2 separate regions of the Homo sapiens genome follow, and region 2 is linked to region 1. Evidence: chromatin contacts called from ENCODE Hi-C or POLR2A ChIA-PET data. All regions are on one chromosome and are shown on one strand. The core of a region is the stretch at or near the end of the contact, and the rest is flanking DNA. Distances in the headings are between cores, read along the strand shown. Region 1 has its middle 46 kb from the start of DIO2-AS1. Region 2 holds the start of DIO2 (iodothyronine deiodinase 2).

Region 1 (2,882 bases), core at 178-2,677:
TTTTGAATTTACATTTGCTTATGAGATTTTGCTTACAGACTCTCACTTTAAATCCATGTAAACACATTTTTTTTTTTTCCTCCAGGGTAAGGGACTTGTGTTGTTTTGGGCATGTATCAATGTATATTATATATTTGTGTTATTTGTGTTTTGGTCTTTTTTTTTTTTTTTTTTTTTGAGATGGAGTCTCGCTCTGTCACCCAGGCTGGAGTGCAGTGGTGCAATCTTAGCTCACTGCAACCTCCGCCTTCTGGGTTCAAGCAATTCTTTGCCTCAGCCGTCCGAGTAGCTAGGATTACAGGAGCCCCCCACCACACCCAGCTAATTTTTGTATTATTAGTTGTGATGGGGTTTCACCACCTTGGCCGGGCTGGTCTTGAACTCCTGACCTGGCAATCCACCCGCCTCAGCCTCCCAAAGTGCTGGGATTACAGGCGTGAACTACCATGCCCAGCTGGTCCTCTTTTTTTTCTTTTTTGTCCCAGTCTTCCCCTGTGCCCCGCCATTTGGTATGAGTCCTGTGCTAGTGTTTACTGCTTGTGGGAGTTGCCTGTGTTGTGCATGGATGCCTTGCCAGTAGTTTGGGCTGCTCTAGCTAAGGGACCAGCCTAAGGGTTGAGTTCTGTTTTGCTGGAGTTAGATAGTTGTACGGGTGTTGTGATTCAAGACAACAAGAAGATAATGAGGCCAGGGGAGCTGGCACAGTCAAAAATAGTAAGAATAGAGCCAAGGACCAAATTTCAAGTGAGAATGAAAATAAAAGCTAAATCTGAAGGGCCAAAGGTGGAAACCAATATTGAGAGTATAGAGTTTACAATTTGGAACTAGGCAGATGATATCAAGCCACCCTACCAGTAAATGCAGGATTTGGAAAATAAACTGTTGTTTAATATGACTCCAAAGCTCTTTGTATAACACCATACCTCCTCCTCGTCTATTAATAACTACATCTTAGACTTTTTCGAGTCATTGAACCTCCTGTTTCACAGGTGAAAACACAATCTCACAGGATGGTTATACTTGTGAAGTTCTGAAAGCATGGAGCAGATGTTTATCATTATCATGAGATAATTAGTCACTCCTCAAGAATATTCAGATCTGAACTAAAAAAAATAGGAAAAGAAAAAAAGCTGTTTCTCTGCATGGTCTACATAGCCATATGAATAGATAAAAATCTGGGATATTAGTGAGTTACTTCATTTTCATATTACTAAATTTTGGTGGAATGTTTTTCATGGAATGAAATTGTTAATTGATTGAATCGACTGGTTGTTAATTAAATCAAAGCAGCTGAACCATCTCTGTATAGACACATCAGAAACATTCCTTTCTGATGATCCTGGTTCCTCCAGGGTTTTAGGACTAGCAGCAGGGAAAATATTGAAAATCAAGTTTGCTTTGGCTCTCTGTGGGTGAGCGATTCATGTGTCATGAAGTACACCAAAGAGACTGCGATGGGTCTACCGATTGGGCAGCTTCTGTGATTTGTTTATCTTCTGTGGTTGCAATAAAGAAAACATAAAAAAATCCATTGGTGACGACAGGGTTCAATATTTAAACGCAGTTGATACATTTCTTCTACCGCTAGGTGCAGACTAAATTTTTCTTCCCATGAAAAATTAGTATAATTTCTTCTTAGAGATACTGAGAATTGTGTAACTCATTGAGTTTCTGTTTTTGGTTGAATTTCCAGGACACTCTGAGAAAAATTATGGCTAACATAAACTAATTATGTTATATATCCATGCTTACATGCTTATATATTTATATTCCTCTGTTTCCTTAATGCTTGTTTTTATTTGTATTTTTTCTTGATTTAGTTTTTTAAAATATTATCTTATATTAAAAATTATTCACTAAAAGCTTACTCAAGCACTATGTGGTAAATAGACATTTAAACAAATTGGATAATAAAATTATAAAATTTTACAATAATCAAACTGTACACATAAGACCTTGGTACATCTACACAAAAAATAGAATATTTCAGCCAGGTAGTGTTTTATTTTGTCAGCTGGATTTTAGAAACATCAAAATAAAAATAATTTTTTCCCCTTTCCTCTCTGGTTAACAGAATCCCACTGTCCTTCATGACCCAGCTCAAGTTCTGCTTTCTTCATGAAGTCTTCTTGGCTGTTCTAACCAAATGACTCTCTTTTTGGAATTTCCATAGCACTTTGAGCTCACAGTGCACAGTTTAGAATTTTGTTATGCTGCTCTGGATTTTTCCTTCATTGTTTCTGCTCTAGCTATGCTGGCCTGCTTCTTATCCCTTGTCTCTGCCTGCTGCTTTCCCAACTGTGACTGTTTTTGCTGCTTCCACATGTCTGAAGTGGTCTGTCCTATGCTCTTATCCAATTGTATCCACTTACCAGGGCAAGGTCAAATAATATTGCCCTATGAAGCCTGCACAGCTCAGTTCAGCCAGCAACAGCCCTACATTCATAGTGCCTACCATCTATCTTCTGGAAACAATTCTCATAGATATTTTGGATGTCTTCCACTGGGTTCTTATAAAGCAATGTTTTAATTATTTAAATTATAAGTTTAACTTGAGAAACTATGGGAAATATATGGTTATTGCTAAGAGAAGATTCACATTTATTCTTACATCCTATGATAGTGGTTTTCCAAATTAGCTGCATGTCAAAATCACCTCTGGCATTAAATAAATACAAAGACACAGCCCTAACCTCAACTGATGACTGATTATCTTTAGGGTTTTTGCCTGGGCTTTCATGTTTTAAATAAGCTCCTTATTTTGATGCATGGACAAATATAATAACCACTGGTGTATGAAGAGAGTTGTGGAGAATAACTTGGAAGAGTTTATAAAACTCTTAGATTTTGATAGAAAGTAATAAAGAAATCCCTTCACCCCA
Region 2 (2,882 bases), core at 207-2,706, 46 kb before region 1:
GCTTCTTAATGCTATTCAATGGAAAGTTTTAATTTTATCTGCAAAATGAAGCTAAAAGAATGTCGCCTAGCTCCTTCCCTGTCTGGAGGAACTTGGATTTTTTTTTTTTTTTTCATTAGAAGCTTGGGTAAAACTAAAAAGAAACCTGTATTCAAGTTTCTGCAAGAAGCTTTAAAGAAATGCTGGGATGGTACTCAAATAGTTTACAAGTTTTCCACCTACAACTCATTTTGCATTTTCTTAAATAAGATAATGACTCAAAAAAATTTAAAGGACCTAGGTCACAGATCTTACAAAGGGTTGGAGTCATGGTATAAAGGTATAAAGATTGTATATAAATGTTCATATTTTCCAAGAAACAGAGCAAAGACCGCCTGTGATAACTCTTCCTTTTTTCTACCTGCCTTCCAGGATCCTTTCTTTCCAAAACCCCTCATAAATTAATGATAATGATAATCAGAAGAGAGAGTGTTGGCCATATCAATCTGCACATTATATTAAATTACTTTTCCCAAAGTTTGGAAGCATTTCCTGAAGGCTGTCAAGGGTATTAGTTTTTTTCTCTCTTTAAATCACAAAGCAAAATTCCACTGTCTCTCCCCAACCCCTTCTAAAAAAAAAAAGTTGTCGAGTTTTGCTTTTCTATTCACTGCAATCCTGGCCAAAGTAAAGCCCTCTTTCTCAATGACGTCAAGATCTTTACCAAGATTAGGCTTTCACTTCTCTATTGCAGCAATTAGCCAGGGAATGTATAAAAGGCGTCAGGGAGACTCACTGGGCTGCAGAGAGAGGCACTTTGCACCACAGACAGATAGCAAGAAGGGAAAGACAGAGAGTGAGAAAAAAGAGGAGTCAGTCGCTCCTGGGGAAGGGAGAGAGTGAGACTGGGAGAAAGAGAAGCACAGAAAGTGTGTGTAAAACGGAGTAAAGAAAGAAAAAAAAAAAACTACCCTTAAAGCACATTTAAAAAAAAAAAAAACTCTGGCAATTCAAGAAAGAAACAGGCTACGTTTAAAGAGCATAGAGACAATGAAAGGCTAAAGAAAATTTTAAAATCTCTGCCACAGTCTCATAGGTGCTTGGAAATGAAAGTAGAACTGCCTGTCTTTAACGGACTCTGACAGAGGTAACTGGATTAGGGACGAGTACGCCAGCTTTTTTTTTTTTTTTTTTTTTTTTTTTTTAACATCTTAAATCCTGAAAAAAAAAAAAAAAAAAAAAAAAAGGCAGCAGCTCCGAATTGAATGAATTGATGGGCACACTCCAACTGCTGGGCTGGAGAGACTGGACTTAGTCTTGCCATTTCTGCTTCTTTGAAAGAGGAGACAACTTGGGCTTCCTTTTAATTTAGTTTTTTTTCCCCTTCTCCCCCAACCCCCAACCTTCCCCCTTACCTCCCCCACCCCCTTTATCACCACCCCCCTTTTAAATAAGAGGGTGAAGGGGAACCAGAGCGCACAAGGGAACTGACTCAGGAGGCAGAGAAGATGGGCATCCTCAGCGTAGACTTGCTGATCACACTGCAAATTCTGCCAGTTTTTTTCTCCAACTGCCTCTTCCTGGCTCTCTATGACTCGGTCATTCTGCTCAAGCACGTGGTGCTGCTGTTGAGCCGCTCCAAGTCCACTCGCGGAGAGTGGCGGCGCATGCTGACCTCAGAGGGACTGCGCTGCGTCTGGAAGAGCTTCCTCCTCGATGCCTACAAACAGGTGAGCTGAGCTGAGAAGGGCTTCTCCCTAGGTCTACAGGGGCAGGGGCTCATATGCTGGGGACCAGAGGCCATTGGGAGCATTGGGGGGAGAGCTGTGAAGCCCTATTTGTGGGGTTGCCAAGTGAGCCTCTAAGTTTACTTTCCACACCTGTTGCACAGGTTAGCTTGGGAGGGTGACAGCTATTAAGCCATAATGACTCTGTGTGACCTAATAAGGAATCTTTCTACTAAGGGTTATTAATATCTTGCTGTGATTTGGGAGTAGAAGGCATTGTGCTGGTACGATAACTTGGGAAAAGTCAGAAAATGATGGAGAAGAGGAGACTGCTGCATTTATTCTGCTCTTGCCATAAACTGGAATTTTGATTTTTTGCTTGATGGGAGGCTGAGGTACACTGAGGAAGTATGTTCGAGGGGTGGGTACTGAAAAGCAAGAAATGAGAAATGCTACTCAGAACTCTCAGAGAGTTGACAAGATAAGAAAGTGGTCATAGAAATTGTGATTGGGCATCATAGCTGCTTGGTTTCTGGTAGAGGTAAGAGTTAATGAAAGCAAGCAGCTGTGTGCCACCTCCTCTACATTGATTCAAATTTGAACCCTTTGGAAGCGATTTTCAGGCAGTGATCCTGAGTTACTAGATATCAACTTGCGAAAGAAAAGTCTGAAAACTAGCTGTCAGAAATCCAGCATTTGTAAGGGAAGCCTCCTTTACTTTGTTTCTCAAAAATAAAATACGTTGCCCTAGAAAGAGATGATGGGTCTGTGATTCATTAAATCTCAGAGCTGTTATGAGCATTAGAGCAGTGGTCTCCCTTACCTGCTCAGGTAGTGCCCAGGGGCTGCTCTCTCAAAATCAGAGGTAGTGATCTTAGTTTCTAAGTGAAAAATACTGTGTTCCAGGCTTTTTGCTGGTGAGAGATGTTAGTAGAGCATTTTCAACTAAGATCTTCAGGGGCACAGAGGATGATTTTCGCCCTGGTCTTTTGTCAGTTTTCCCCCACCTGCTATGCCCATATGACTTCTAAAGGTCCCCTCCACCCCCTCAACCAGGCTTGAGAAGAATGAACTATTTTGGCAAAAGTAGTTATCAAAATAGACAATCTTGGTTTCCCTAAAAGTGTTGTGGGACCTTGCCCAAGATGCCAGAAAAAGCAACTGTACATCTGTATT

The links. A loop is a pair of places that touch in the nucleus more often than their neighbours do. ChIA-PET counts read pairs that join two places held with the same protein, here RNA polymerase II (POLR2A).
Region 2: a map of cardiac septum shows a loop between it and region 1 (2.0-fold over the local background). The contact joins the promoter of DIO2 here to the enhancer-like site in region 1. A Hi-C loop is called at or near these places in 1 of 168 maps with a recorded cell type or tissue (cardiac septum) and 1 of 37 single-sample maps with no recorded cell type. POLR2A ChIA-PET finds 5 or more read pairs at or near these places in 2 of 52 experiments (AG04450 and Panc1).

Annotation. Positions count from the first base shown.
Region 1 is chr14:80,163,701-80,166,582 of GRCh38, reverse strand. No RefSeq gene overlaps it. Among named protein-coding and RNA genes, the nearest start is that of DIO2-AS1, 46 kb to the left of the region's middle. Within about 2 kb of position 1,427, at least 2 of the 41 ENCODE cell types and tissues checked have a DNase peak (open chromatin) inside an H3K27ac peak, as active enhancers do.
Region 2 is chr14:80,210,078-80,212,959 of GRCh38, reverse strand. DIO2 (iodothyronine deiodinase 2) reads left to right here and starts at 1,456. Exons shown (of 2, transcript NM_013989.5): 1 at 1,456-1,709. The coding sequence starts at 1,488. It overlaps DIO2-AS1 (DIO2 antisense RNA 1), which reads right to left and starts at 1,541. Exons shown (of 9, transcript NR_038355.1): 1 at 1,472-1,541.